2 separate regions of the Homo sapiens genome follow, and region 2 is linked to region 1. A link is a loop called in an ENCODE intact Hi-C map of the cell type or tissue named here. Cell type or tissue: psoas muscle. All regions are shown on one strand. Each heading gives the region's core, and the rest is flanking DNA. Links, peaks and the distances in the headings are about the cores only. Region 1 overlaps APBA1 (amyloid beta precursor protein binding family A member 1). Region 2 overlaps APBA1 (amyloid beta precursor protein binding family A member 1).

Evidence for each region. Peaks named below come from ENCODE experiments on the same cell type or tissue, not always from the same donor. Only the 100,000 strongest peaks of a DNase experiment are listed, where the experiment ranks them.
Region 2: it touches region 1 in a loop (4-fold over the local background); 4 of 110 quality-filtered maps call a loop at or near these places.

What each region holds. Positions count from the first base shown.
Region 1 is chr9:69,597,467-69,614,143 of GRCh38, reverse strand. All of the region lies in intron 1 of APBA1 (amyloid beta precursor protein binding family A member 1), which reads left to right. Among named protein-coding and RNA genes, the nearest start is that of APBA1, 67 kb to the left of the region's middle. In psoas muscle, for the core only: no CTCF peak of the experiment used is centred there; no DNase peak of the experiment used is centred there; H3K27ac peaks cover 618 bases.
Region 2 is chr9:69,651,953-69,668,629 of GRCh38, reverse strand. All of the region lies in intron 1 of APBA1 (amyloid beta precursor protein binding family A member 1), which reads left to right. Among named protein-coding and RNA genes, the nearest start is that of APBA1, 12 kb to the left of the region's middle. In psoas muscle, for the core only: no CTCF peak of the experiment used is centred there; no DNase peak of the experiment used is centred there.

The DNA.
Region 1 (16,677 bases), core at 6,388-11,387:
CTACAGTGATAATCAAAAACTTCAAAAGCTATACAGAAAGTTACATGGATGTAAAAAGCAAACAAACAAAAACCTTAACCCTTTCAAAGCTCACTTTAAGAATCAAAAACCTAATAAAGACTACAAAGGAAATTATTTTGATAAAACTCAAAATCTTTACGTCTTAGGTCAGTTAACAAAAAGGTAAAAAAAAATATTTTGCAATGTGATTGCTTCTCCTTACGGGAAGACAGTTTAAATAACCTGGAAGTCAAACCTGATGAAAAATACTTGAATTTAATCAGACACAGGAAGAGTGTGTGTCCAAAGATTATGAATGTATACCGTATTATAGAGAAATGTAAACAAGAAAACTATATCTTGAGCAGGGGAATATGTGGTTATTAGTAAAATCATGGGAAGTTTCCTGGTTACATGGAGCAATTCAGACCCATGTAGAAATCACATTATGTTGGAGGGTAACTGCCTTTCTAGGCCTTCAAGGAGGAACATCCCAGTGTCAGGCCATGTCAACAGAGTTAGAGCTAGATAAAAAAATTACAGGAGCTGGTTAAAAAGTTGAAAGAGTTATCACCTCAGCCAAGCAAAAGATATATCCTCTCAAGGGGAAAAAGCTTAAGGCAATGATGTATAACCTATAAATCTCGTGCAGCAAGATACAGCAAAAGTGGAACTTCCGAGACAAGAACCTGAAAAGCTTCAAGAGGAAAGCTGTACCTGGAGAAATTTAAATGAAGAAGATAGCATTTCCGGCCTTAAACCAGGGAAATTAAATGGCTTAGGAAAAAAAATGTGGCAGGAATAGAAACTATTAAACAGGAATAAGTTGCAGCTTAGAAGATGGCTGTTAAACAGATTTCAGAATTAAAAATCAAAACCTCTTACAATTTTACTAAGAGCAGATCAGTACTTCAGGAAAACTTTGTTGTTCTAACAGGGAGATCAAAGTTTTAGTTATGTAGCAGTGTATTTTTAATATCAAAGCTCAATATTTAGAAAGACATAAATAATTTCCTTCTAATTATAACCAACTTGATCACACACACAAATTTTTTTCATAAATTCATCCTTCACAAACCTTTCATGACTTACACAGATGTTCGACAACAGGCTAGACTTTTAGTTTTATCCTATACATTTTCTTTCTTAAATAACCAGTCATTTTACGTTAGGACAAAAATCTACCACACAACATTTTCTTATACAAAATTATTCACTTTTCTTTTTAACCTGCTTTACCACAAATACATCTTAATACTTATAACTTTCTTCACGTATCTCCTGCTTACTGGTTCATTTCTATCCTCTTTCTTCTTCCTTCCTAAATCCATATTTTGAAGTAACCTTTAATGACCTCTGAATTTAGACAAAATTATTCTTTTTTTCTCAATAAAGAACATAGTTTTTCTTACAATTTTTCTCACCAAAACACATCTTTTTGGTACATTTTGTATACATAATTTTATGTTAATTAGAATTTTAAACTCTTAGTAACCTGAATTTCTAGTGAAAACCTAGGAAGCAAAACGTTTTGAACTGTCACCTCATCAATATTTTAAAGATGAGAGCAATTTCATAATTTTTAGCAACATTTCCTATAACATAATTTTTATGTTTAATACACCCAATATATTTAGTCTTTGTATAAAATTTGAGAATCCAAGAACAATCCTGAATTTATGTTCAGCAATTTATGTTTTAGTATTTTATTAGGAATTTACCCAGACATTTAATGAGTATCTATCACTTAGTTTAACATAACTTTAAGATTTCAGATCACAGGAAAAGTTCATTTTTAAATGTTTATCCCACTTACATTTCCCTAATTTATTTTTAAAAATTATACCTAGATTACTTATAAAAACTGAGATATTATACAAAACTAGTCATCATTTTAAGTTATATCCCTGTTAACCATTTTTATAGTCTGTGAATATCTGGAGTTCACCTATATAAGAACCTTAAATATATGGGTATTTTGTGGGTAAATCAGATGATAAAGATGTTTTCATTAAACTAACAATATTAGTCTTACTTATCAAAGAATTACACAAAAATTGTTCTGTTTTTAGGTTGGATTTATAGTTGTATGACCTTAAAATATATAGAGACACAAATATAATCCCATCTGATTAGCAAAACCAGACAAAAGTGGATGCCAACAATTCTGAAGACATTTTAATTTTTATTTTATCAACAAATTTAAAACTAGCTTATTTGTTAATTATTTACTTAACTAATGTGAACTAAACAGCATTTGAGTTCATTACTATATAGTTAATATAGCACTCATTAAGCCAATCTGAATAGAATTACTTAAGTGATTTATGGCCAACTATGCCAGGTTTTACCATGTAGACACAACATGTGTGAACACACAATGCACATACCCACACACAAATAAATACCTTATAGCTTTCCTTTTAGAATTTTAGTCATGAGGAAGTAAAACATAGCAATAGAAACTGATTAGTTGATAAGACAGTTGGATCCAAATTATATTTCTGACAAAATGGAACGTGTTCCCATGGCTAAATTTTATTTGTTCCAATGGGTAATCTAATGAAGAGTGCGGACCAAAATTTTGAATAAACCAGTTTGGTTTTTAAAAAATCTTTTAACTTCCCACCACCCCCTTTTTTCAGTTTCAAATGAGTTTAAGGTTAGATATTCAAATATTTGTGTTTTAGCTAGGACTGGCTGAATTGCATCAGAAAAACAGTCTCCCAGTGGGTTTGAATATTTTAGTAACAACACTATATTTTGTTTGTTGATCTGGTTTGCCTGACTAGTCAGTGTGAGCAGGGAAGCATTTTAGCCGGTTTGGGTTTTTTTTTTGTTTTTTTTTTTTTTTTTTTCCTTTTCTGGTCCCTGCATGTCAGACAGAGCAATTTTTATCCCGGACAGAGATACCTTATATTACTGCTCTGAGCTCAAGATTTTGACCTGTTTGATATGAAAGTCTAAGCAGTTGTTAGACAAACCTGAATTTACACTTCCAAAAGGTGTCTACATTGTTGGTTGCCATGAAGCTGTTGTGATTTGTAAAGCCATTAATTTGAAAGCCCTTCCAGACTTAAAACAACAACAACAAAAAACTTCAACTGGCATCCCATAAGCAGTGAGTTTACCTCAACACCAGCAGAAAAGTCAGCAGATTCAAAGTAGAAAGAAAAAAAAAAAGAACTTAGAAGGCTCTACCTTTAACTGTATAGTTGATTGCATTTTTTAATTCAGTTCTAAGAAAAAACAAGCTTGGGGAGTTTGAATGATCCACATTATGACCATTGATTTTAAAATGTGCCTGAGGAAAAGCCTTGTAGCTGGCAGGAGTCCTGGAGAACCTGGCATGCCTTAATGTTTGAGAATCTCATTCTGTTTCTTATTAATCTCTTGAGAGCAAAGAAAATCTGATAATTTCTATTAGGGAGTTTGGACCAGTGTTTTAGATGATGGTGACTGCCTTAGTAGTTTTTCATTGGCCATGTAGCACCCACCATTTGTAATGTTTATTTTTTGCTCTCAAGAGATGTTCAGAAAAAAGCAAAGGAAAAATGAGTCAGATCATTGACAGACATGTAACAAAACCAAAACAAAACCAAAATCAGAGTGCCCATAAAAATTTTAACTCAGGTGTGAAGATCAAGCAAAATATTAAACTAGGCATACAGAACCTGACAAAATGTAAATTCTGTGGAACCTAGAATACTCAAACCAGAAGGACATTGTTCGTATACCAGAAAGGGCTTACTCCCCAACAACAACAACAAAAATACTTTTATAGTCCCAAGAAGGATACAATGTACTTTATTTATTTATTTTTAGAGACAGAGTGTTACTCTGTCACCCAGGCTGGACTGCAGTAACAGGATCCTAGCCCACTGTAGACTCAAACTCCTAGGCTCAAGTAATCCTCCAGCCTCAGCCTCAAAAGCAGCTAGGACTATAGGCATGGACCACCACACTTAGCTAATTAAAAAAATTTTTTTGTGGAGACAGAGTCTCACTATGTTTCTCATGCTGATCTTGAACTCCTGGCCTCAAGTGATCCTCTTGCTTTGGCCTCCCAAAGTGCTGGAATTACATGCATCAGCCACTGCACCTGGCCCCAAGGTTCTTTATTTAAGGTGGCCTTATAATCAGATCGGATCCCAAGTTAAGTCAATAAGGACTCACCAAAGGTCCAATGTGGTGGCTCATACCTGTAATCTCAGCACTTTAGGAGACCAGGGCGGGAGAATCACTTGAGCCCGGGAATTTGAGGTTGCAGTGAGTTATGACTGTGCCGCTGCACGCCAGCCTGGGTGACAGAGGGAGACCCTGTCTCAAACAACAACAACAACAACAACAAACTCACCAAAGGGAAGGAGACCAAGAATCTGAAAGGAGACTCAGCAGGGCAGAAAAGGTGACTCACAGAAATGGACATTGCAAAGGGCTTAGCTGGTGGTACTGCACTCAATTCTAGGGGCTGCACATTTGTCTGAAGTGAGCTCACTTTGATCCCATTTCTGATATCATTTTCATCAATCTAAATAGCAGAGAGGTGGACTCTAAAAGAAAATGTTTATTTGGTATTAGGCATTGCAATGGGAATACATGTGCCATAGTAAACCATGTGCATATTCATGGAGGTAAAGGAAAATAAAGGTTTTTAAAGGAAATGTAAGAGAATTACATAATTGTTTTGAGATAACTATTCTTGGCTACAAGGATCAGTAACAAAGGTAGCACCAGTCCAAGGCTGATGGGAAGTTGCTGGGCAGATGTCCTTGCAGAAGGATTTTGTGTATGGCCTTTGTGCAAAGTTGTGTTTTTTCAGGGTCTTTTATGATAGCTCTTTTTATTAGGCATTTGCACATGAAAACCCTCCCTTCATGTCCTCCCCTGGCTCTATTTGTCAGGTTCTTAAACATAAGTGACTCCATTTTGATCCTGAAAAGTTTCACAATCTTATGATTCTTTTATTTAGCATCTTCTCCCCACCCCATTCCCAAGTACAATGCCCAGAAGGAATCAGTGTGAGCATTTAAAAATCGTGTTAATGAATAAGTAGAATTGACATCTAATTTGGTTTTGTAGTCATTATAGTGCCTAGCCCAGTCTGTCACATATACAGCACACAGTTATTGGTTAAACTGATGTTTTAGGTTAAAAGCAGATTATGTACCATGTTAGATATCACCTACTTACACATAATATGAGATAATTAAATACCAGTGATGGTTATTAGATTATGTCTAGAAAATATTAAAGCTAACAAGACGGCACAGGGTGGAAAAAAGCCACACCTACTACAGAGGAGGGACAGAGGTTGATGGAAACATCAGAAAATTAGGGCTCAAAGTTGGGAAAGTGTACTTGATAGGAATGTGACCAAAACCAACTTCTCAGTATGGGTGCCCTTTAATTCAGTTTGCTTTAGATAATTGCATATAATTACCCTCTAAGACTTTATCACCACTTCGAGGGAGAAGGGGACTCAAAGGGGGGCCTCTTAAAGGCAACAGTATTTACAGATGTTCCTTTGTGCCCTCTTTTATGTTGAAGTAGCATGTCATAAATACTGTTTTTTTGGGAGCAAGTGCCTTCAATAAGGCTTATCCAAGCAGTGGTCCCTCTTCCCTCCTCAGTCTACCATCATTCTTGTCTTTGAATTTTCCTTTTAGGCCTTTTCATATCTGGGTAACAACAGTGAATATTCGTTATAGGTCTGCTGCTTCACCTACTCCCCCTTTCCTTTTGAGTAATTTGATGATGGTATAGACTCAAAAATTCCTTTCAATCAAATAAATAGTAAACCAGATGGATTAAGATGTACCTAATCTGGTACGGGTGCATTAGTTTATCACTGTGGCCATTTCCACCTTAGTAAACACTTCTATATGTTATGACTGAGTTTGCAGTCAACAGTGTTCATCATTGTAATTAAGAAGATTCTGTGATTTCTTTGCCAAATATGGGACTAAGTGTTCTTGGGGGAATACCACTGCATATAAAAAGAATTAGCTGTAGGATATTTTACAGTATCATGCACTTCCAATTAAGTAAACGTGATAATCTATTGTGATCAGAGTAGTGTAAAAATAGTAGATGTGGCTTGTTTCCATCCTGTGCCACCTTGTTAGCGCTAATATTTTCTAGGCATAATCTAATAATAATAACTGGCATTTATTTTGCTGTTATTATGTGACAGGCACTGAGCTAAGTGCTTTACATGCATGATTTCACAAAGACCCTCTGAGAGAGGTACTGGTAATATCTCCCATTTTATAGATAAGGAAACTAAGGCTTAACCAACCTAAGAAACCTATCAAACAGCCAGTAAGACAACCCTGAGATTCCAGCCCAAGTAATCTGACTCTGGAGCCACAGCTGGATCTAAACACTAGTTAGTCTTACCTCCCATCAGCCATTTATTGGCCCAAACGGACTGGTTTTTGCCCATTAATATTTTACTTTAGTAAGTCAAAAGTTAATACAAAGTATTTGGGAAAAATGTAAGAAAATATGTGGTTTTATTTATGAATGAGTACTACAGCGTGTTATTCAAAGTGCATAGGGTAAAGCTTAGCTTTGAAAGTTAGAGGAAGCTTGAATTAAAAAAACTGTAAATGTGCTAATCTGCCAGTCCTAGCAGTAATGGTAGATGCTGCTTGATATGGTTTGTCTGTGTCCCCGCCCAAATCTCGTATTGAATTGTAGTTCGCATAATTCCCATGTGTCATGGGAGGGACCTGGTGGGAGGTAATTGAATCATGGGGGCGGGTCCTTCCCATGCTGTTCTCATGATAGTGAATAAGTCTCACAAGATCTGACGGTTTGATAAAAGGGAGTTTCCCTGCACAAGCTCTCTTGCCTGCCACCATGTAAGACATCCCTTTGCTCTTCCTTCATCTTCTGCCATGACCGTGAGGCCTTCTCAGCCATGTGAGCTGAGAGTCAATTAAACCTCTTTCCTTTATATATTACCCAGTCTTGGGTATGTCTTTATTGGCAGTGTGAGAACAAACGAATACACTGCTGCTTCTCTTCTTTCAACCCAAAGAGATAATAACAGACAAACTAAAGGCTGAACTTCTCATTTGTGAAGCAAATACAATTCTGGCCAGAATTATGGGGGTTTCTTTAAAAGAACTTCTGCTGTATCTCTTAGAAATAAATGGGACAATATGATTGTATTTTTTAATGTATCCAGTTACCTGCAGGACAGGAAATGTCTTCATCTGCCTTTTTATTACCTGCTTTCTTGCCCTCTTATTGCCATGTGTCACTTCTTTTAGGAAGCAGCATGGCCTGAGAATAGTATACAGACTTTAACTGGAGAGGGCAAGGTTAAAAAGCCAGCTCCCGGCCAGGCACGGTGGCTCAAGCCTGTAATCCCAGCACTTTGGGAGGCCGAGGCGTGCGCATCACGAGGTCAGGAGGTTGAGACCATCCTGGCTAACACGGTGAAACCCTGTCTCTACTAAAAATACAAAAAAATTAGCCGGGCGTGGTGGTGGGCGCCTGTAGTCCCAGCTACTCGGGAGGCTGAGGCAGGAGAATGGTGTGAACCTGGGAGGCAGAGCTTGCAGTGAGCCGAGATCGTGCCACTGCACTCCAGCCTGGGCGACAGAGCGAGACTCCATTTCAAAAAAAAAAAAAAAAAAAAAAAAAAAAAAGCTAGCTCCCTCACTCACTGTGTCAACCTTGTTTAACTTCTCTGAGCATCAGTTTCTTTCTCTGTAAAAAAGTAGGCGATACAATAAAGCCTACCTCGTAAAGTTCTTGTGAAGTTCAAACTAGGCAGCAGATATCAAGTTCCTATCACCACGCCTGCTGGCCTGCAGTAGGTGCTAATGTCACATATTCTAGTTCCCTTCTTGCCCCTCTACCTTCTCTGTTGCTCCATTGCACCGCCATTTGCCATAGTTGGGTTTCGTTATCAAAAGCAATTCTCTGCTAATGGACAGAGGGCAAGGAGCCCTCTTTGGCTGCACTGATATTCTTGAGGAAGAACAGTATTTGCTTGCATACTAGTGCTCTTTTCAGAGTGATTTGGGTATAAAATCTAGTGAGTATGAGAGTGGATTCTTTTTGTGTGTATATTCACTTGTTAAGCCTGTTGGCAGGACTCTGCCTATATTCTTCCTTCAGGTTCTAGGAGACTGGGGACCAGGGATGTGTTTCTTATGTTTACATGAGTTTTCTTTGAGAATTTTCCATGCATTAATTCAATCATTAATTCATTGGATAAATACATGTTGATTGCTTACTATTTACAGGTACTCTGCTAAGTGCTGGGAATACCACAGTCAATAAAACAAACCCACATCTGTGACCTCATGGAACTTGTAACTAGTGAAATTCAGTTTGATGATTTAAAAATAAATTTAATGTAAGCGTGTTCTGGACTCTCTGGGTGACCACAAATGCTGCTGTGAGGTTTCAGTGTCTACAGTGACATGTGGCTGTTAGTGCCTGGCATCAAATGGCTTTCCCTTAATAGTCAGCAGCTCAAAGGGCACAGGTGAATCTAATTATAAATGATGCCTTACAGCCAAGACCAAATGACAACGTAAGCTAACATTTGTGACAATAAAAGCTGCACGTAGAGTTTGAATAGAAGAGAGTGGCTGGAGCATTGAGTCATCACACGATATGCCATAGACTAGGGAGGCCACTCTTGGAAGAACCAGGCTATGGTGTGAAAAGCTAATTTCAACAATATGTTGCATGGCAGATTATTGGCTTTGTAGGTTTGTTGGTATTATCAGTTATAAATTTATATTGATTTTATAGCTGTATAAGAGCTTGAAACAAGGTATTTATAATCTTATGCATAATTTCTTTTTAGTTTGCTCTGGGGAGGCCTGAGATAATTTTTTTTTTTACTGTAAAGGAGGTTAGTACCATCGTTCAAGTGCAGAAACATTGTTCCAGAGAAAAATTCTCTACAGGGGTAAAATTCTATATAAATATGAGCTGTTTGGCAAAAACTAGTTATGGCTTTGATTTATTGAAAATATTTTTAAAGGGCAGGAGAAAGGTTATAACTCTTGTTTTTACCCCCCAAATCATTCTGTTTTATGTTTTGTAGTCGTGAGCTATTGTTTTTGTGTGAGTCATAACCGAATTGGCATGTTTAAGAATTTCTCATTAATTCTTGTAAAAGAATGAAATTATTCCAACCTCTTCCTTCCTTGTCATGCCTCTCCACTTACCCTCACGTGTGTGCATGTGTGCCCATACCCGTGTGCCTCTCCTCTTACCCTCATGTGCGTACATGTGTGCCCATGCTCATATGCCTCTCCTCTTACCCTCATGTGTGCATGTGTGCCCACACTCATGTGCCTCTCCACTTACCCTCATGTGTGTGCCCACACCCATGTGCTTCTCCGCTTACCCTCATGTGTGTGCATGTGTGCCCACACTCGTGTGCCTCTCCACTTACCCTCATGTGCGTGCATGTGTGCCCATGCTCATATGCCTCTCCTCTTACCCTCATGTGTGCATGTGTGCCCGCACTCATGTGCCTCTCCACTTACCCTCATGTGTGTGCCCACACCCGTGTGCCTCTCCACTTATCCTCATGTGTGTGCATGTGTGCCCACACTCGTGTGCCTCTCCTGTTACCCTCATGTGTGCATGTGCCCACACTCATGTGCCTCTCCACTTACCCTCATGTGTGTGCATGTGTGCCCGCACTCATTTGCCTCTCCACTTACTCTCATATATGTGTGCCCACACTCATGTGCCTCTCCACTTACCCTCAAGTGTGTGCATGTGTGCCCACACTCATGTGCCTCTCCACTTACCCTCATGTGTGTGCATGTGTGCCCACACTCATGTGCCTCTCCACTTACCCTCATGTGTGTGCATGCGTGCCCACACCCGTGTGCCTCTCCACTTACCCTCATATGCGTGCCCACACTCATGTGCCTCTCCACTTACCCTCAAGTGTGTGCATGCGTGCCCACACTCATGTGCACACCCCCCCACAAACGCTGTCTAACAACTTCTTTTGACCTATTATACTCACACTTACTGATTTGAGACTTGTCCTCACTATACACTGCTTTGTACAGCGTTTCCAGATTTGTTTTTAAAAAGCTTTTAGAATTCAAGCTTACTTGAGCTTACCCGGGGAATATTAAACAACAATCATAAGTGATTCTCTTTTTGTAATAGTTAGCATTTTCTACTGTGTAATATTGCAGTATCTGATCTCTCCTCTAGACTCTAGAATCTGGGGCAGACTGAAGAGGCCGTTCTCTGTTAGAGAGGGCATGATGTTCGTTCATAGGGTGACCGTCCGTCTATTCCCATTTGTCTGGCACTGTCCAGGTTTATGTCTGCTCTCTCAGCATAATTGTTAATGATGCCTGCTTTCACTCTCAAGAGTATTTCATTTGGATGATAAATTATAAGGTTATTCTAGTTACCCAAAACACTTTGGCCTTATGGCCTACTAGAGCCAAACAAAGAAGCTGTTTCACAGATTCACTTTAATCACTAATTCTCTTTCTTCATTTACTTTTAGCTGTAGACCTATGTTTGAATTTATAAAATTGGGAAGTATTTATGTATAAAGATATGGCAATATCCATGTACTTTTTGTACTATCTCTCTTAGGGATTATAGCAAGTTTATAACAGAAAAAGCAGGGATTGGTCACTTTGGAGCAGTGATTGTCTGAGCTTCAGCAAAAATTTTGAAGTGTGAGCTGATCAGGATATTTCACATCCAAGAGGTCAAAGCCTGCAAAGCCTGTTACAGTGAGCTTCTAAGATTTACACACATTCTTTCTTCCAAAAATTCAAAGCGAAATTGCATTATCCTGTTCTGCCTAAAATAAAGGTATCATTGACTGGGGCTCAGAAGTTTTGGTTGTAACCTGCCATTTTGGATGACGGTTTTGCCTTTGTCAGAAATTTATTATTTTGGTTTTAAATCTGAGGTCTTCAGCCAGTGATTGGGCTCAGATGGTGGTTTGTGGCATAAGGCATGTGAATGCAAGATGAGAAGACACCTTTTGATTCTTCTGGAGCTAACTGTCCCGTTTGCCCCTGGTTCCAGCCATGCATCACTTGTCTTTTTCTCTTTAGCTATTTAGTTTCATCCTTACTACCCTCCCAGAGGACCAGGAGAAGGAAAGAAAGGGGAAAATTCCACATGTTGATTTGCTGCCAAAAGTCTTTTGATAAGAAAGATGATTGACTCTGTTTTGCATATTTTCATGGTCATGTGTGTGTATGTATTTTTTTGTTTGCCAGATTAAGCATATTCTTTTTCTTGCATGTATTTCTATATTTCTAAATATGTAATGTTTTTCATTTTGTGAAATGTAGGCAGTCACTAGAATAAAAACTCCACTGGGGAGACTCATAGCCTATTTTGTTTCCCAATCTCTCCCCCAGGGCCTAAAGTGGTGCCTGGTGCCAAGTAGGTGCTCAAAAATAACAAGAATGAAGAATGCTATAGAGACAGAAAGTAGATTAGTTTTTGCTGGGGTGGAAGATAGAAGAATGAGAGTGACTGCTAATAGGTCTGTGATTTCTTTTTTCTTCTTCTTCTTCTTTTTTTTTAATGAGACAGAGTCTCTCTCCGTCACCCAGGCTGGAATGCAGTGGCGCGATCTTGGCAAACTGCACGCTCCACCTCCCAGGTTCATGCCATTCTCCTGCCTCAGCCTCCCAAGTAGCTGGGACTATAGGCGGCTGCCACCATGCCCAGCTAATTGTTTGTATTTTTAGTAGAGACGGGGTTTCACCATGTTAGGCAGGATGGTCTTGATCTCCTGACCTCATGATCCGCCCGCCTCGTCCTCCCAAAGTGCTGGGATTACAGGCTTGAGCAACCGCGCCCCGCCAGGTATGTGTTTTCTTTTGGAGGTGATGAAGATGTGCTGGATTGAGTTAGTGGTGATGGTTGCAAAACCATGTGATCATACTAAAAACCACTGAATTATACATTTTAAAAGGTTTAATCTGATGGAATGTTAATTATATCTCACTTTTTTAAATTGCAAAAAGAGAATACATGAAAAAAGAAGGGATTAATAAATTATATGCCTTATCCATTGTCATAGTTGGTGCTTAAAAAATATATCTTTTGAATGTATGAATGGTTGTTTTTCTATACCAAATCATCTGAGTAAATGTTTCTCTCAAAGCATGGTCTGTGTGTCACTCATTGTGTGGCTTGGTAGTTATCTGGTTAAAAATCTTTGAGTTTAGGAAGTTGAGGTTGCCCATGGAGCCTGAGCATTGTTTGGTATTAGAAGGGGTTGGAATACAGGGGAAAATGTAGTAGACTCTCTTCGGGAAAGTAGTTTTGTTTCTGAGTCAGAAATAAAAGTAAGTTCCTGTCTATTGAGATTGTTTGATTCAAGCACTGCCAAAGGAGACTGCAATGTGATGCTTTTTGAACATTTTTTTAAATATGGAGGAGATACCTCTGTCACAGGCAGTCTCGGTTCCAATCTTTCCAACTCTTTCATTCTATGCTCTTGTTAAATCAGTTTAAAGTCCCTATGAATCTGTTACTCTGCAGAGAGCAAACTTTGTCAAAACAGATTAATGCCATCTCTTGAAACATTTAGCTACACTATGACAACTAATCTGCAAGGATTTGTCAGAATTCATGTAATTTACCCACTTAATAGTTGCCAACAAGTAGTTTTATGGTCCTTCAAGTCAGCAAAGGCAGGTTATGGTGGTGGGAATGGTTTTACATCCTCTTTAGCACAAGTTCATGTAGACTTCTAAAAATATATCTTCCTATATTTCAGGCAATTTTCTTGTATTTTCTCTCAAATGATAGATATGAAATTAGTTTGAAAAGAGTGTTTACTATTACATGAATACTAATTAATATTATCTTTATTGTATCTCAACTATGTTGAGAGAAATAAAAAACTGACCTCCTGATCAAAAAGGGAGTTTAAGGCTCTTTCGGCTTTGGAATAGATTAACTTCTTGTGTTTGAAACTTTTCCTGGAAAGTAATTATTCTATCTTGTTCACAATAAACAAATGATCTCAATAGCCTGCATCTTGTTTGTTATTAAAATATGTGAATCTGCTGCACATACTCTTGTATTATCAACTTTTCTTTTTGTATTCTAAAATTATACTAGGGATACCTGATAGTTATATAGCTATAAGCTTTATTACTACTACCATTAAACATTTGTGAATTTTTTATTGTGTGTTAGCAAGTATGTTATGCTGTTTATTTATATTATCTCATTTAAGCCTCCCAGGTGGAGGATGAGTTAACATCCCTATTTTATTTTTATATTTTATTTATTTTTTATTTTATTTTATTTATTTATTTATTTATTTATTTATTATTATTTTTTGAGACGAAGTCTTCTCTGTTGCCCAGGCGGGAGTGCAGTGACACATCTTGGCTCACTGCAACCTCCACCTCCCAGGTCCAAACGATTCTCCTGCCTCAGCCCCCCGAGTAGCTGGGATTACAGGTGTGTACCTCCACACTCAGCTAATTTTTCTATTTTTAGTAGAGACAGGGTTTCACCATGTTGGCCAGGCTGATCTCAAACTCCTGACCTCAGGTGATCCACCCACCTCCCTCCCAAAGCTGAGGTTACAGATGTGAGCCACCACACCCAGCCAACATCCCTATTTTAAAAACGAAGAGACTCGCCTAAAGTTACACATAGCTGATAAGTGGTTGAGCTAGACTTGGGCTGTCACCATGGGGCTGCTTTCTCATAAAGAGCTTCTGCTTACATCTTTTCAAACTCTCACAAAAACCATACCACTCCCATTTTACAGATGAGGAAGCAAAGGTTCGGGGTCACACAGCTACTAAGAGACAGAAGCTGGACTTGAAGTAAGGTCATCTGGTCCTAAACCATGGTGCTGTTTCTGCAGAATCGCCATCACCATAGTCAGCGGAAATTGTTTTTGGCCACAGCCTATGCTCTCCCTGCCTTCTTTGCATTTCCTTGAAGGCAGAGAGAGGGGAGTTAACAGGAGTCCCAATTTTTATGGGAGGCACAGTTTTGAAATAGCCTCTCTTCCTGGTCATTACCAGGGAGGCAACAGATTAGAAAGAAGGGAGTATAGCAGCTGCTCCCCTTAGACAAAACAGCAAGTTAGTGTGGGCAGCTTTGGTCATGTTTCTGGGTGTGAGATGAGGGCTGTATTCAGATCAGATATTTGCAGAAACGCTACCGGGCAAAGTGAACCTTTGACTTGTTTTGAATCAGTCTTGTAAAAACGCATGAAGCCCCAGAAAGAAACTTACTTTGGCCTCCTGATCGTCCTCTCCCTTCGAGCGAATGTGCTGGTTCTTAACATTTGGCAGCCATAGACTCCTTAGAGTAGTGGTTCTCACACTTTAGTCTGCATCGGAATCCTCTAGAAGACTTGGGAAAACACAGACCTCTGGCTGTGATTCAGGAGGTCTGCATAGTGTCTGAGAATTCACACTTTCAACACATTCCTGGGTACTGCTGGTGCTACTGGTCCAGGGGCCACACTTTGAGAACCACTGTTTCAGAGAATTTTGGTGAAAGTTCTATAATCCCTACTTCAGTAGATACTAGGTTGATGAATTACTAATTTTTGAATTATCAAACTTTGGCAAGCTTGTTTAAATGTGCTGGTGAGTGGTTTGGCATTGGAGGGAGTATGTGAGAGTGTTTTACCGAACAATTTGAAATTGGTTTGGTGAGTCAGTTAGGAACAGCACCTAGAACATTGTGGGAACTCCTCAGTCCCATTGAGGACCCAGAGGGAACACTGACTATTGTGAATGAGTAATAAGAAATGCTTAAAACCACTTCTAGTATTTGCAAAGTTGTTAAAGGCAATGACTAAAACACTTTTTCAAATATTGACAGTTGGAATGAAATGCAGTTCTCTAATATATGCAATTAAAATTTAGACTAGTTTTTAAAATTGCGGTAAATATATGTAATATAAAATTTACCATTTTAGCCATTATTAAGTGCACAGCTCACATTGTCGTGCAGCCATCTGCACTATCTGACCTTAGAGCTCTTCATCTTGTAACCTTGAGACTCCAAACTCGTTAAACAACTTCCCCTTTCCCTCTCTTCCCAGCCCCTGGCTACCACCAATTCTACTTTTTGCTCTATGAATTTGACTACTCTAGCTTCCTCATATAGGTGGAATCATACAATATTTGTCCTTTTGTGACTGGCTTAGACTAATTTTTGAAGATACTTTGAGACAGTTATAAAATGCAGTAAAAATACCCTAACAATGAATGAAATATAAACTAAAAAAAGCACTTGAAAACAAAATCAAGTTAGAAAGCTTGATCCTTGGACTTTCAAGAATCTTCCTTCATGGCGGACTATAACTTGAAACCCATTTCCTGGTGTATTCCAGGCCCAAGGCTAGTCTGGATACCTTTTCCATCTCCCCACAGGTGGATCTTGCTTCCTATTCCTACAAGAACCTTGTCCTCTTGTAGGCCCTTAGGCAGAGCTGGATCTTGAGCCCCCAACCTTGTCTATTTATTCATTCAGTAGATACAGGTTCTGTTCAAGATGCAGGGACCTAGAGGAGAGCCACCTTCCCTCTGCTTCCTATCACCACCACCCCCACCTTAAAGAGTCTACTGGGGACCCAGAAGGACCACACCTGTCATTACCTGCCCACCTGGAGTGAGGTGTGCTGTGTCAAGTAGATTTCTCTTTTTTTTTTTTAATTTTTTTACTTTTTAATTATACTTTAAGTTTTAGGGTACATGTGCACATTGTGCAGGTTAGTTACATATGTATACATGTGCCATGCTGGTGCGCTGCACCCACTAACTCGTCACCTAGCATTAGGTATATCTCCCAATGCTATCCCTCCCCCGTGCCCCCACCCCACCACAGTCCCCAGAGTGTGATATTCCCCTTCCTGTGTCCATGTGATCTCATTGTTCAATTCCCACCTATGAGTGAGAATTTGCAGTGTTTGGTTTTTGTTCTTGTGATAGCTTACTGAGAATGGTGATTTCCAATTTCATCCATGTCCCTACAAAGGACATGAACTCATCATTTTTTATGGCTGCATAGTATTCCATGGTGTATATGTGCCACATTTTCTTAATCCAGTCTATCATTGTTGGACATTTGGGTTGGTTCCAAGTCTTTGCTATTGTGAATAATGCCGCAATAAACATACGTGTGCATGTGTCTTTATAGCAGCATGATTTATAGTCCTTTGGGTATATACCCAGTAATGGGATGGCTGGGCCAAATGGTATTTCTAGTTCTAGATCCCTGAGGAATCGCCACACTGACTTCCACAAGGGTTGAACTAGTTTACAGTCCCACCAACAGTGTAAAAGTGTTCCTATCTTCGACAAACCTGAGAAAAACAAGCAATGCGGAAAGGATTCCCTATTTAATAAATGGTGCTGGGAAAACTGGCTAGCCATATGTAGAAAGCTGAAACTGGATCCCTTCCTTACAACTTATACAAAAATCAATTCAAGATGGATTAAAGACTTAAACGTTAGACCTAAAACCATAAAAACCCTAGAAGAAAACCTAGGCATTACCATTCAAGACATAGGCATGGGCAAGGACTTCATGTCTAAAACACCAAAAGCAATGGCAGCAAAAGCCAAAATTGACAAATGGGATCTAATTAAACTAAAGAGCTTCTGCACAGCAAAAGAAACTACCATCAGAGTGAAC
Region 2 (16,677 bases), core at 548-5,547, 60 kb before region 1:
TTCAGTAAGGACTGGGGAACTATAGAAGATTTGTGAGGAGAAAGATTGACAGTATCAGAACTGTGCTTTGGGGCAATACTTTTGTAGTATTATGTTGGATGGAATGACATGGGAAAAGGCTGGCAGGAGGGAGACCAGATAGACTCTATTGTCAAAGTAGGGGAAAGATGGAAAGAGGCAGTGGGAGGCAAGAAGGGAACACACCTAAGAGGTGGTGTGCGGGAATTATCTGAGGAGCTTGAACAGTCACTGGAAAGTGAGGAAGGGAAAAGGGAGGCCAAAAGATCATTGTCAGGCTTAGCTGAGAGAGCAGTTGGGTCATTTTCAGAAAGAAGATATAACAGAGGATAAGGAAGAGGAGAGAAGTTTCTTTTTGAGCATGACAGGCTTGTCCAAGTTAAGGGACTAGAATACAGAGGGAGGTTAGAGCTACCAGGAGATTTGTAGGTCATCTGCTTAGGAGCGATTTTCATATCCCAGGAATCACTGATAAAGAAAATGAAGAAAGAAGAAGCAAAAGTAAGGATAGGATCCTTGAGGGATGTCTGTATGTTGGAGGGGAAAGAGAAAGAAGAGGACAGGAACCACGTTAAACAAGGGGCAATTGGAGAAAAATGATGGAAGTGAAGTGGTACAGTGTCATGGAAGCTGGAAGGGGTGAGGAGAGCCCCTGTCACTCACACAGCACACCCCATGGGTGACGGTGCAACCAAGGCAAAGCCATTGGATTTGACTCTTGGATTTCCTTGATTGTCTTTGTGGTAGGTGGAAGTGGCAGCCAGGGGCAAGGGTTGAAGGGAGGCGTGGGGGAAGGGAAATGGAAAGCAGTGAAAACAGACTTCATTTTCAATAAGTTGGGAGATAAAAGAGAAGGAGAGAGAGTATGATATATCACAACAATGGTGTAGTAGAGGGAAAGTGGTATTTTTAGTATAGGAAGACTTGAGCCTGCTTTATAAGCTGAGGAGAACAATCCATTGAGGGAAAAAGAGATTGAAAATGTAAGGGAGAGGCTCAATTGAGGGAATTAAGTCTTCAAGAAGATGGGAGGATACTAGATGAAAGCAAAGGAAGGATTCTTTTGAGACAGAAGCATAGGAATTTTGAGGTGGAAAGAAAGGAATTTGGCCACAGTCTTTTAAGTGAGGTCAAAGAGAGGTGGGCAGGTTGAAGCCAGGAGTAGAATGACAAAGACTTGTGGGCATTGTGGAAACAGAGCAGTGAGTCAATTAGGAGTGAATAAAAGATCATTACCCAACCATGAGGACCTCATGTGTTTGAAAAGCAGGAATTTGTAGTGAAACCAATTAACGCTATATAATTGGAGTTTGACAACTACTTAAGTAATTTTTGTATAGTGAGCATTTAATCTCACTAAATACAGTGGTTCTTCATTCCCTTAAATGCAGTAAAAAGAGGAGAATGTTTACCTTTAAAATTATCCAAATAAAAGACTCCACTTGTATTTCCTGTAAATATTCTCTCTCAGAGATCTGAGCTAAATTTTAAGAAGTTTATAGTAAAACAATGGGGAAAAATGTAAGTGTTTTTTTAAAGGATGAGCTTTTTCTATCTGTAATGGTAGAATATGGTTTTACAGTGACGTACATGTAAAGTCAGTTTTCAAAAGAAAAATCAAATATAGCACCTCGCCCAATACCATACCCATCATATGCATTCAATATACATTTGTCACATGAATACATGAATAAACTTTTTTTAAGTAAGCTAGCAACAGTATCTAAAATTTTAAATTTCAGGATTTCATTCTTACACAATGGACATCGAATGAGTTGCCTTTTATGGCCTGTGCAAGTTTATGATAGCATTAAAACTATTTATTCATACCTGATATATACATTGAAGCTTTATTTTTAAAAACCCCACATTTTTCACAAAATGATTGTGAACCCTTTAGATCCTTGAGTTATGGGATTATGTCATGATTCCAGGTGAGTTTATGGAACTTCAACTGTAATGAGTGGTGATTTTGAGGTTTTAATGATGAAATTTATTCATTCCTTCAACATACACTCATTGAACACTTTCTCTGGGCCAGAAACTATTCTAGGTGCAAGGAATATGGGGTGGGGGGAGGCATGTCCTTAATATCACAGAACTTTTAGTGGAAGGAGATTAAAAATAAATAAATAAGTAATTACATAATATGCCAGGTGGTAAGTGCTATGACGAAGAATAAAAGAGAGAGAGCAATGGACTGATGATAGTGGGTGGGTGGGGGGTGACATTAGTTTATATAGTATGGTCAGGGAAGACCTTAAGCAGAAAGAGCTGAAAGATGTGAAGTAGTGAGCCCTGCAGATATTTGGGGGAAGGGTCTTCTAGGCAGAGAGGATATCAAAAATGAAAAGGCTGGATAAGAACATGTTTGGCATCCTCAAGGGACAGCAGGGAAACCTTATTGGTTTCCTTGGTTTACCTGGAGCAGTCACTTAGGGAATTCACAATAAAATGCTTTGCCTTTCATTTTCAATTGTTTGCCCATAAGGCTGTATTACCATCTACTGTATTTGGGCTGACCTATGAATCAGTACTGGGTTTATATAAAGATGAATATCCTCAATCAAATGTATTTAAGTTAGAAAACAATCATGCCTGTAATCCCAGCACTTTGGGAGGCTGAGGCAGGCAGATCACTTGAGGTCAGGAGTTCGAGAGCAGCCTGGCCAACATGGCGAAATGCTGTCTCTACTAAAAATACAAGAATTAGCCGGGCATGGTGGCGCATGCTTGTAGTCCCAGCTATTTGGGAGGCTGAGGCAGGAGAATTGCTTGAACCTGGGAGGCAGAGGTTGCAGTGAGCCGAGATCACATCAGAAAACAAAGCGTGATTCTGTCTGGGTAGTGATGAAATACTAGTCAGCTGGAAGTAGTTCTGCTCCTTGGAACTTACATCTCTTCTGTGTCCTGAATCTTCTTTAAATATTGCTCTCTTTTCTTCTTCCTTGTTTCATGTTCCATTCTCAAGTATAAGATCCTTGAGGCTAGAACTTTGTTTTGTTCATCTGGGTATACTCTATAACACAGACTGACTCTCTGCATTAGTAAGGGTTTATCAAATACTTACGGAGAGGAATTGATGAGAAATTTCCAAAGATTTAAGTAACTCAGGTGTAAAGAATGAGGGTAAAGCTCGTTTACCTTGATTTCTGCAGATAGGTAGCTGTTTTTCAAACAGGACACAGAATTGCCATAGGATGCTAAAGCAGTTTATGCATGCAGACCCTGAGATGAGGACTTGAGTTCAGAATAGTTTATCTGAGAGACAACCTCAAGAAGCACAAGTGAGAGAATGGAGAAAATGACACAGGAGAGGGAAGAAAGCCCATTAAGAGGTGAGTTAATGAGCAGGTTACCACGGTGGGCAGCTGAGGCTTGGCTCTGCTGGCATTATATAGACTGCACATTAGGATTGTCCACCAAGCAGTGGAGAAAGTGGGGTCTTTATCCACCATTTCCCTAGGGATATTAAATCTTCAGTACTTTAGGGCTGCTAAGATTAGCCTGAGCAAGCTCCAGAGACACCAAAGAAAGCTCTTGAGCAGAGAAGCAGAGAGGCAGAGCCAGGTGGAAGTGGGAAACTGTCAGTGTATTTGGAGACTGTCGATACAGCTATAGCTGAACTCAGAAGTGGACATGGGACCCCTGTTTAACACAGCACAGAGGTATCATAAAGAATTTTTAACAGATAATAATTGGTTTGATGGCAGTTATTTTAATTTAGGGATTTTAATGTATTGTGACAACTGCCTGCAGTTCTGTTCACTCACAAGCCAACTATTGGCCACCCTCAGTTATCTGAGGTGCAGAGTACTATATATGCTCATGTGTAAGATACGCTCTGTTATAGGGTGGCCCTCAGTTTTCCAACAAGAGCGTTTATAAAAAGACTTTATGTCAACTTGAATATGCATATTCTAGGAATATAGGCAAAGAGTGAAGTATCTACTTATGTTTAATTTATTAGTTTACTTTCATATAATTGAAGTCACATTATATAAAATTATTAATTTAGAAATATGACATCCTTCCATTCTCACATTTTATGAAATCATTTATTCAAATACTTCACATACTTTTTTGACTTTAGAGTCTTTGTCATGATTAGGCCACTTTTGTCATGTTCATTTCTATCTAACTTTTTTGAGATATAGTACTTCTTGAGTTTCTGTATGATGCTACCACCACAAACTTTATTCCAAACCCTGTGTGCTCATTCACTTAATGTAAGAACGTTTGTTTTATCCTTTCTTCCTAAAGGAGTATATTTATGATCTCTGCAACCCAGCACTTCTGTATGTCTTGTGTAAAGACATCCAAGACAAGCAATTGTAAAGCTCCTTCCCAGGAATATTTACTTCAATTGGTGTTAAAATCATGGCCTCCTTTACTCTGTATTCATTCAGTCATTTATCTTCTTTCAATTGCATAGCCTTCAGAAGTATCCCTATCTTGTGTTGATTGAGTTTATTTCCGGCTATCTTCTCCAAATAGTTCTTAAGTAACCTCTGAAACACACAACTCCTTTTCATGAAATCTGCAGTCTTACCAGGTAATATGTTTTTTCATGGTTTCTCTCTTTAAAATCAGTTGCCGTCACATCCAGCATTAGTGAATTACATGGCTTTCAATTTCTGTTATCTTGGAGGTAACAGGGTTTTTGGCATTCAGAAGAAGGTAATTAAGAGAATACCCCACAATATGGGAGACTTTGTAAGCATTTATACATAAGGCAACTTTCTCTTTTCTGAAATACACATTTTGGAGGACAGAATCTCATCTTTTTGTATATGTAAAGTGATCACAGGAGGTTGTCAAGGTATGGTGGCAAAACCAATCCCTACACACTAAGTTTCCTTTTCAGCCTCCTCTTCTGTTCCATGTGGATTAATTAGCATACAATTTGTATGAAAAATACAGCAAATACAGCAATGATTTATTTCCTAATGGAATTAATTGGCCACCATTCCAAATAATGTAATCGTTATGTTTCTGACTATTGATAAATTTTGTATCTCGAGATCAATTCTGCATTTATTAACAGGCACACTTTATTTTAAAGAAGGATAATTGCCAAAGTATGTATAAATTCCTTTTTCTTGTAAATTGTAGCATATTTTAAAAGCAGAGGACGAGCTTAGAGTCATTTAAGGAAATTCCACTTAACAAGAATAATTACCCCCTACATTGGCTATTCAGTGAATTTGGACTTTTATACTGGACTTTACTAAAGTGGGTTGCATTCTGTTGCAGTGGCTTTTACACACTTTTGGCCATGATTCCTGGTGAGAACACAATTTAGATGATAGGCTAGCAACATAGATGAATGTGTGTAAACACATATACACACACACATACATCACTGAAACAAGTTTCACTCAACAATACTTGTCCTTTATTATGTGTAATCCACCCTGATGCTTCCTATCCTATTCTCTTCTGTTCTGTATGTTTGCCAACCCACTGAAGTAATCTCTGCATTGGTGAACCCTAATATGCAGTTTAGAAAACACTGCTGTATTGTATTACATTTATCAGAAGAGTGTTTATTTTCTTATAGTATGAAATAATTTCATGTCAAAAGTTGTTTTTTCGTTTTTTGAATTGTTAGCATATTTGGATATTTGGTGGTATGGACAAATGATGCAGTAATCACAGAGAGAAACTTTATTTTTGAGTAGACATTTTGTTTCCAAAAGAAGAAATTACATTAGTGTGGAAAAGGGAAAGTGGAGTAAGAAGAATAGATTTGTTCTTAGATCTGTGGCTTTCTTGGGTTGTGGGGACCGTGTCAAGTCACTGGGCCACAACCTCCTTGCTGAGCTGGTTCCTCACGATTCTTTCCTGTCCTTCACTCTTCCTGCCCCTCTTCCTAGCTGCTGTCTCTTAGCCTCTAGAGTTCTGGATGTTTAGTTAAATTACTTAATTCTAAATTTTAACCTAATATTATTTCTTCCCAGATGTGAAAATAGTTTCTACGCCCACTTCCCTTCCAAATAACTTGAAAATATAAGAATCATTTTTCCCTGAGCTAGTACCTGGAAGAGTTCTCTCCTAAAGGAGCTAGAATTTGTTCTACAGATGAAATGTTTCCATAGTATTAGGTCATATGAAAGCTTAACCTAATCTTATGTTCAGGTATGATTGTGTTCTTTATGGCAGGCTAGCTATCAAAGTACACATAAATTCCTTTTTTAAAAGCTCAGCAGATTCCCCATCCAGTGACTAAAAACAAGTTACAAAGTGTCAGGCATTGCGCTAAGTACTGTACACAGCTAACTCATTTACTTCTCATAATGACCTAATTTACTCTTCATAACCACATCAGGAGAGAACTTATATTGCAGATTGGACTTTGAGGTTCTCAGAGGTTCCTCAGTGGCTACAAAACAGGACAAAGGGGATTTGCCTCAGGTCTAGGCACAGGAATGGGCCCAGACAGTTGCTGGTCCTGGAGTCTATTCTGTCCTCTGGGCCCAGCAGTAGCTTCCCATCCCCACTGCCCCATCTTGACTCTCTTGTTTATGATGCCTTCATCCTACTTGGGATGTCTGTGTGTGTGTGTGTGTGTGTGTGTGTGTGTGTGTTACTGTTTGTCTTAGTCCATTCAGTGTTGCTATAACAGAGTACCTGAGGCTGGGTAACTTACAAAGAAAAGAAGTTTATTTGGCTCACAATTCTGGTGGCTGGAGAGTTTAAGACCAGGCAGCTGCATCTGGTAAGGGTCTCATGCTGCTTCCACTCATAGTGGAAAGTGGAAAGACAGCGAGTGTGTGCGAAGAGATAACATGGTGAAAGAGGAAAGGAGAGAAAAACCAAGGAAGCCAGATTCTTTTTAACAATCCACTGTCTAGGAAACTATTCCATCCTTGCAAGAGTGAGAACTCATTCATCACTGCAGGAGGACATTCATCTGTTCATAAGAGATTCACCCCCCATGACCCATGCACCTCCCAATACTGCCACATTGGGGATTAAATGTCAACATGAATTTTGTGGGGATGAACCACATTCAGACCATAGTACTGTTGCACCGACATCTCTCCATTCTTGGCCCTGTGGGGTGGCAAGGACTCAGAATGAGCTGGAATACAGTGCTGCCATAATTAGCCATCAACAGTGAACAAGTCTCCAGGTTGGTCTGAGCCTCAGCTTCTCCAGCTACAAAAGGGGAAATGATGAAACCTGCCCTTCCCATCTCTTCCTGCACAGGGCCGCTGGGGTCAAATAAAATATGAAAGGGTACAGAAAAGTAAGGTAGATGTCTCACTTCCTTCATCATGACATTGAACGAAAGTGACTCCCTACCTAGTTCTAATAGCTAGTGTCTCTTTCCTCTAAACCAGAAGTTGACAAACTTTCTCTGTTTAGGGCTAGTAGTAAATAGGTTTTGTGGGCCATATGGTCTCTGCCACAACTCCTCCACTCTGCCCTTGTAGTGCAAAAGCAACTGTACACAATATGTAAACCTATTAGTGTGACTGTATTTCAACCAAAGTTTGTTTATGGATGCTAAAATTCAAATTTCATATCATTTTTGCTTCACAAAATGTTGATTTCTCATTTAACTTTTTGCAACCATCTAAAAACATAAAAAACATTCTCAGCTCCAAGGCAGTACACAAACAGGCAGTGGGATGGATTTGTCCCACGGACCTCAGTTTACTGACCCCTGATCTAAACTCTCACAGTGCTTTGTACCACTCTGGATTCCAGCAGCTCATGCTCATCTTTTCCATCTCTCTTGTCCTTTCAAAATATGCACCCACCCACACACTCATTTTTTCATCTCCCTTAACACTGAGAAAGATAATAGCATATGTATAGTATGCCCCCCACATGTATATTCTATATGCCCAAGAAATATTTATTGAGTAAATCAGGATTAAAAATCTGTTGCTTTTGTATGTTTCCTGTTTTTTCATCTTTAAAGGAAATTCCACCTATTCTCTAGTAAAGCTTTGGGAATGATTGAGTTAAGATTTTGTGATTAAATATAAGGCTTTGAGATTCTTGCCTTAAAGTATTTCCCCCCTCTGTTATTAACCATAAAAGGAAAAGAATGTCAGGGAGGACAGAGAGGAAAAGCAAACAGACAAACAAAACCAACATTTCAGCATGAAAAGCGCTTGTTAGATGATAACTAAAGTGGCCAGATGTTTAGCTTTGCTCCCTTGGGTATCCTGCCACTATAGGGAACTCTGAACCGGCTGAAGTGTTTCATGCCTCAGCTGCCAGCAGCCCTTGGTGATATGCTTTCCCCAAAATTTAACATGGGGGCCAGAACTCCATGCATTTGACTATAAATAAAGAGGACCTCATAGAATGTACTTTATCTTTGTATTTCCCTACCATGTATTGAGGAATCATGCACATCTCTCTAAGAGCAAAGCCTTGAACATACCTCCTGTTTTTCTTCTTAATAAGTATAGACTTGGAAGTGGAATTATTATAACATATGTAAATTGACATTTCTTCTCAAAATGGACAGAAACTGTATGCTGGAATTATGGCAGGGCTGTTTGTGGTATTCCACATAGTCTATGATCAATATGTTACTCTATAATAAGGATTGTGTGTAAGTGTGTGCACGTGGGTATGTAGTTAAGGGGTGGGAAGAAATAAATATATTAAAAGCTTGGGACCAAAATCACTAACAGTATCTACTCCTTATTAAAATTTGTTAAGGAAAGGAACAATTAAGTCAGCTTTCTGTTGAGTGCTTAAGTATTTTAGCCTGCCAAAATATATTAATTTTCCATAACCTGGAAGAGAGATCCATGACACATGTAAAATAAATTATAAAGTATACTTTGACTTGACATAAATTGTTACTGCTATGGTAGATGATGTCTAGTCCTAAAGACAGAATTTTAAGCCAGTGTTAAAAGTGCATATCATTATACATTTAAGTCATGTGAGGTATTTGAAACCTGCTTGGGGAAGAGTGGAGGATGAGAGGCTCAGGATTTTGTTTGCTATTATGTCTAAGCTGCTCCCTGTGAAACACAACATGGTACTTACTGGCAGTGCAAAGACTGTTTTCAAAATTACCTTTAGTGGATGGATGCAGAGGCGATGGGGTGATGTGGAGAGGGCAGGCTTAGAGAGGACTGCATGGTGATGTGATGGGTAGGCAATTATCAACCCGTCTGCAGCTTCTCATGTGGAATGTGGCTCCCCTTGATGAAGTAGAGAGAATGTGCATATGAAAGTGGATGATTCAGGTGTCATTTATTATGATATCTGTACAGTGAATCTTTTACTCTTTCTGAGTTTAATTTTTCCCTCTCCTATCACATCTCCTGCTTCTCCCACTTGGGGAATTACAGTGTTTACATCTTTTTGTTTATGTTGATCACTCCCTTCCCTGCTGGAGGTTTTTAGCACAGTCTGCTTATCGTTGATTGTCTTTTCATATGTAGGACTGTGACACTGAAGCTGGCCAGAAGGTCTGTATAAGTTGGTGTGCTTTGCAGATGTCTTAGGTCAGAATCCTCAGAAGCAGACACCAAGAAGAGGGTTTGTGTGTATATGTGCTGCTCTATTAAGGAGATGCTCCTAGGAAAAACTGGGAAGGGAAGGGGAAGAAGTCAAGTAAGGGTATGCTCTCATTCAAACAAAATACTGCAAAGAGGGGCTTCAGCCTGATCCTGTGTGGGGTGGGGGAGCTCTGGAGTGTAAGTCAGCCTCAGAGTTGTCCCTGCCTGAATCTATGGGGTTGGTGTTTCATACTCCATACCTGTCAGTCTTCAGTTAAGAGAGGGGGTCTGTTGGGTGGGGACATAAATTCTCAGGTATTTCTGGCTCTTGACATGAAAGGGTGAAGCAAGTGCAGCCCTCCCAAAAAGAGCCATAGGTGCTGGCTGTTGGGTGGGAAAGCACATTGAAAGTAGGGACTTGAGGACAGGTGCAGTGGCTCATGCCTGTAATCCTAGCATTTTAGGAGGCCAAGGCAGGTGGATCACCTGAGGTCAGGAGTTTGAGACCAACTTGGCCAACATGGTGAAACCCTGTCTTAACTGAAAAAAAAAAAAAATTAGCTGGGCATGGTGGTGCACGCCTGTAATCCCAGCTACTCAGGAGGCTGAGGTAGGAGAATTGCTTGAACCCAGGAGGTGGAGGTTGCAGTGAGCCAAGATCGTGGCAGCCTGGGTGACAAAGCAAGTCTCTGTCTCAAAAAGGAAAGAAAGAAAGAAAGAGAGAGGGAAAGAGAGAAAGAAAGAGAGAAAGAGAGACAGAGAAACACAGAAAGAAAGAAAGAAAGAAAGAAAGAAAGAAAGAAAGAAAGAAAGAAAGAAAGAGAGAGAGAGAAAGAGAGAGAGAAAGAAAGAAAGAAAGAAAGAAAGAAAGAAAGAAAGAAAGAAAGAAAGAAAGAAAGAAAGAGAGAAAGGACTTGAGTAGGACAACATTGTCCATCAGCAGGCCTCTCTACAGGGTAACCAAGGGAGCTATTAGGTTGTTCCACTGGGAATCTCCACATTCCAGTCTTTTTCCTGAGAAGTAGCTGCTGGCTCCTAGTGATACATGTGTGTGGTGTGGAGCAGAGGGCTGGGGATCCTGCTGTTCTGGATCAGTGAACCTCCTGTTTCCAGAGCCTTCTCCACCCCATCCTTTGGTAGGCCTGCATCCCTGGGGTTCTACAGTTCAGTCATCTCAAAGAAAAATGTGTTGTAATCTTTTGTTTGTGAATATTCTCTCTTCCATTCTCTGTGGATTTATACCTGATGTATACCTTTATACTCTTTAAGAGGAAAAGAAGAGGAAAAGATTAAAAATATATAATTGATGGTATTAAGGTGGTAAATTTGTCACGTTAAACCAGGAGTCACCCAAAATAAAAGCTAGAGTAGAATCTAAAGTAAAGCTAAAGTAGTAAAATGTTTAAATATATATGTATACACACATATGCATATATATGTAAGTATATTCCTATAACTTCATAAAAAATAGGCTTAATAGTTGGTAATTAGCCAATCTAAGTATTATCTAGCAAAGTGCTATGTTAGTCAGAATGAATAGTTACAGTCTGTTGTAATCATTAGTTGGATAATGTCAGCCAGTGGCTAATGTTGATCTCATTGGGCTAAGCAGGGGGACTTCTGTCTTTCACAATGTTTTTGGATATTAACACTAGACACAGGTCAATAAACTGCTGATGTCAGTGTGAACCATGGTTCCCATGTCATCACATCAGAGTTAATCTTTGGAACTGAATAGTAAACAGAAACCTAAGTAATAACTGGCAGGCTCAGAAAACACTATTTGTTGTTCAAGGAATCTCAAGCAAAATCCACTGCCTTCTATATATAACACATTTATTGAATGGGCTGGACTCAATGGGATGCAAATAGCCATCATCTCTTGTTCTTCTCTTACAGCTTCTTTCTACCCACTTAACAGACTTGTCTTCTCTTCCCCATGGGAATAAAATTTTAGGCAGGTCTCTTAGATCTCCCGGTTAGGCCGGGCGCGGTGGCTCACGCCTGTAATCCCAGCACCTTGGGAGGCCGAGGCGGGTGGATCATGAGGTCAGGAGATCGAGACCATCCTGGCTAACACGGTGAAACCCCGTCTCTACTAAAAATACAAAAAATTAGCCGGGCGCGGTGGCGGGCGCCTGTAGTCCCAGCTACTCGGGAGGCTGAGGCAGGAGAATGGCGTGAACCCGGGAAGCGGAGCTTGCAGTGAGCCAAGACAGCGCCACTGCAGTCCGCAGTCCGGCCTGGGCGACAGAGCGAGACTCCGTCTCAAAAAAAAAAAAAAAAAGATCTCCCGGTTATTCTTAAGTGGTGAAAAGTTTGACTACTAGTCACATAATACATCCAATGTGATAATAAATAACTCAAATTCTCATCTAATATTTGATGTTTTTAAATTGCGATGTAACTTGAATAGTGAAGAAACAGAAATATCAAGCGTAGAGCTTGCTAAATTTTCACATATCTGAAAAACTATATAACTAGCACTTGAATCAAGACATAGAACATTTTCTGGCCCCTGGGAGGCTCCCTCATATGCCTTCTCAGTCAGTCAATATCAACCACTTTCAGAAAGGTAACCACTACTCTGACCTCTGTCACCATAGAGCAGTTTTGCCTGTTCTTAACTTCATCTGCGTGGAATCATATAGTATGTAGCCTTTTGCATCTGACTTCTTGTTTAATATTGTAGAGATTAATTCATGATTCATTCCTTTTTTGCTGTTTAATCCATTGTGTGAATATACTGAGTTTATCAATTCTTTTGTTGAAGGACATTAGGGTTGTTTTACTGTGAATATTATTATATGTTTATTTTGGTTTACATATACACTGATTTCTGTAGGGTATATACTCAGGAATGGAATTGTGGGGTCATAGAACAGGTATACATTTAGCTTTAGAGATATTGCCGGTTTTCCAAAGTGGGGACTACTTTGTCCAATTTATACTCCCAACAGCAGTTTATGAGAATCGTAGTTGGTTCCACGTTGGTGATAGCACCTGGTTTCCTACCATTTGTTTAGCTTGAGGTATTCTGCTAAGTGTGTAGTAGTGTTAAAGTTGTGTTATTTTTATTAATGTTGTTAAAATTGACACATAAAAATTGTACATGTATGGGATACAGTGTGAGGCTTTAATACATGTGCACATTGTATAATCATCAAATCAGAGTAGTTAGCATGTCAGTCACTGAAACTTTTATGATTTCTTTGTGGCGATAACTTTCAAGATCCTCTTTTCTACTTATCTTAAAATATATAATACCTTGCTATTAGCTGTAATCACCCTGCTAATGTAACAGAACTTATTCCTCCTATCTAACTGTAATTTTGTTCTAGCTTAGTTCTTTTTCTCAAGATCGCTTTGGTTACTTGGAGTCTTTTGTGGTTCCATATGAATTTTAGGATTGTTTTTCTATTTCTGTGAAGAATGCCATGGGTGTTTCTATAGGGATTGTGTTGGATCTGTAGATACAGTCATTTTAATGATATTAATTCTTCCAATTTATGAACATGAGATATCTTTTCATTCATTTGTGTCTTCTATTTCTTTCATCAGTGTTTTATAGTTTTCATTGTAGAGATCTTTTACATCCTTGCTAAAATTTAGACCTAGGTAATTTATTATTTTGTAGCTATTGTAAATGGATTTGCTTTCTTGATTTTTTTTCGAATAGTTTGTTATTGGTATATAGAAATGCTACTAATTTTCCATGTTGATTTTGTATACTACAACTTTCCTGAATTTACTTACTCATTCTAATAGTTTTTGGGGAGATCTTTGAGAATATACATATATATATACACACATACATATGTGTATATATGTGTATATATATTCATATCTGCCAGTAGGGGCAATATGACTTCTTCCTTCCCAATGTGGATGCCCTTTATTTCTTTGACTAATTGCTCTAGCTAGGACTTCCAGCATGATGTTGAATAAGAGTGGTGAAAATGGACTTTCTTATATTTTTCCAGATCTTAGAGGAGAAGCTTTAAACATTTTCCCATTCAGCATGATGTTAGCTGTGGGTTTGTCATACGTGGCCTTTGTCATGTTGTGTTGAAATATATTCCTTCTGTACCTAATTTGTTGAGCATTTTTATCATCAAGGATGTTACATTTTATCAAACACTTCTTCTGTATCTATTAAAATGATCATACGGTTTTTACCCTTGATTCTGTTAATGTGACGTATCATGTTAATTGATTTGCCTATATTGAACCATCCTTTCACCCCTGGGATGAATCCCACTTGATCATGATGAATGAACTTTTTAATGTGTTTTTGGATTTGGTTTACTAGTGTTCGGTTGAAGATTATTGCATCTATATTCATTAGGAATATTGGCCTGTAGTTTTCTTTTTGGTCGTTGTATCCTTGTGTGGTTTTAGTATTAAGGTAATACTGGCCTTGTAGAATGATTTTGGAAGTATTCCCTTCTCTTCAATGTTTTGGAATAGTTTTTGAAGAATCGGTATTAGTTCTTCTTTAAATGTTATGTAGAATTTAGTGGTGGAGCCATCAGTTCCTGGGCTTTTCCTTGATGGGGGACATTTTATTACTGCTTCAATCTCATTACTTATTATTGGTCTATTCAGGTTTTCTATTCTTTTCTTTTCTTTCTTTGCTTTCTTTTGAGACAGGGTCTTGCTCTGTCACCAAGGCTGGAGTGCTCCTAACTGGAGTATTCCTGGAGTGATCCTAGCTCCCTGAAACTTTGAACTCCTGGTCTCAAGCGATCCTCCCACCTCAGCCTCCCAAAGTGTCGGGATTACAGGAATGAGCCACCGCACCTGATCTTCTCTCTCTTTTTCTTAGTAAGTCTAGCTAAGGATTTGTTTATTTCTGCTCAGATATTTGTTATTTCTTTTCTTGTACTAATTTTGGGTTTAGTTCCTATTTTTCTAGTTCCTTGAGGTGGCTTGCTTATTTGAGATCTTTCTACTTTTTTGATATAGACATTTATTACTATAAACTTCCCTCTTTTTTTTTTTTTTTTTTTTTGAGATGGAGTTTCGCTCTCGTTGCCGAGGCTGGAGTGCAATGGTGTGATCTCGGCTCACCGCAACTGCCTCCCAGATTCCAGCATTTCTCCTGCCTCAGCTTCCCATGTAGCCAGGATTACAGGCATGCAGGCATGCGCCCGGCTACACGGGAGATGCCTGGCTTTTACTAGAGACAGGGTTTCTCCATGTTCGTCAGGCTGGTCTCAAACTCCTCACCTCAAGTGATCCACCTGCCTCGGCCTCCCAAAGTGCTGGGATTACAGGTGTGAGCCACCACACCTGGTCTAAACTTCCCTCTTAGAACTGCTTTTGCTGTATCCCGTAGGTTTTGGTATGTTCTATTTCCATTTTCATTTGTCTCAAGGAATTTTTAAGTTTCTATTTACGTTTCTTCATTGACTCATTTATTATTCAGTAGCATGTTGTTTAATTTCCATGATTTTGCATACTTTCCAAAGTTCCTTCTGTTATTGATTTCTAGTTTTGTTCCATTGTGATCAGAAAAGATTATTGATATGACTGATTTTTTAAATTTAAGATTTGTTTTGTGACTTAACATGTGGTCTATCCTGGAAAATACTTCATGTGGTGTTGAGGAAAATGTGTATTCTGTAGCTGTTGGATGGAACGTTCTGTAAATGTTTGTTAGGTCCATTTGGCCTAGAGTGCAGCTTAACTCTGATGTTTCTCTGTTGATTTACTGTCTGGATGATCTGTTCACTGCTGAAAGTGGGGGTGTTGAACTCTTCTGCTATTATTGTATTGTAGTCAACCTCTCCCTTTAGGTCTATGAATATTTGCTTTATATATTTGGGTGCCCTGGTGTTGAGTGCATATATATTTAGAATTGTTATATCCTCTTGCTGTACTGGCCACTTTATCATTATATAATGGCCTTTTTTTTGTCTTTAAGCCATTCTTAACTTTAAAATAATCTACTTTCTCTAACATAGGTATAACTACTCCTGCTCTTTTTTAGTTTCCATTTGCATGGAATATATTTTTCCATTCCTTCACTTTCAGTCTATGCATGTCTTTATAGGTGAAGTGAGTTTCTTGTAGCCAACACAGAGTCTTGTTTTTTTGTTTTTTTTTTGCTTGTTTTTGTTTTCCTGAGTTGGAGTCTCACTCTGTCACCCAGGCTGGAGTGTAGCGGTGCAATCTCAGCTCACTGCAACCTTCATCTCCCGGGTTCTAGCAATTCTCCTCCCTCAGCCTCCCAAGTAGCTAGGACTACAGGCGCGCATACCACCACACCCAGCTAATTTTTTGTATTTTTAGTAGAGACAGGGTTTCATTTCACTGTGTTAGCCAGAATGGTCTCCATCTCCTGACCTTATGATCCACCCGCCTTGGCCTCCCAAAATGCTGGGATCACAGGCATGAGCCACTGCGCCCAGCCAGGGTCTTGTTTTTGAAATCCATTCAGCCACTCTATGTCTTTTAATTGGAAAATTTAATTAATTTATATTCAAGGTTATTATTGACAGATAAGGATTTACTACTGCCCTTTGGTTACTTATTTTCTGGTTGTTTTGCAGATCCTTTCTTCTTTTATTTCTTTTTTACTGTCTTTGTGGCTAAGTGACAGTTGTCTCATTTTAAACTTCACTTCCTCCAGCTTAGACAGGCTGCTTCTGTGCAGCCACATTGTGACCAGAGGAAACACACACACACTTATTTGGTTGGCAGTAGACATGCCTTTTGCTCCCAACATATCCCCCTCCCTGTACCCCTATTTTGCCCTGCTCACTCTGACTAGCCCTTAGATTTCTCCCAGCGAGAGTCAGATATCAACACCTGGGTTCCATAAAAACCAGAGGGCCTGTGTCTAGTTCCTGAAGTTTCTCTTGGAGCTTTCTTTACCTGGTATATTAGTCTGTTGAGGCTGCCATAACAAATACCATAGACTGGGTGGCTTAAACAACAGACGTTTATTTTCTCCCAGTTCTGGTGGCTAGAAGTCCAAGATCAAGGTGTTAGCAGGTCTGGTTTCTCCTGAAGCCTTTCTCTTTGGCTGGCAGGTGGCTGCCCTCTTGCTGTGTCCTCACGTGGCCTTTTCTCTGTGTGTACATCCCTGGTGTCTCTTCTTCTAAAAAGAACACCAGTCATGTTGGATTAGGGCCCCATCCATATGAGTTCATGTAACCTTAATTAC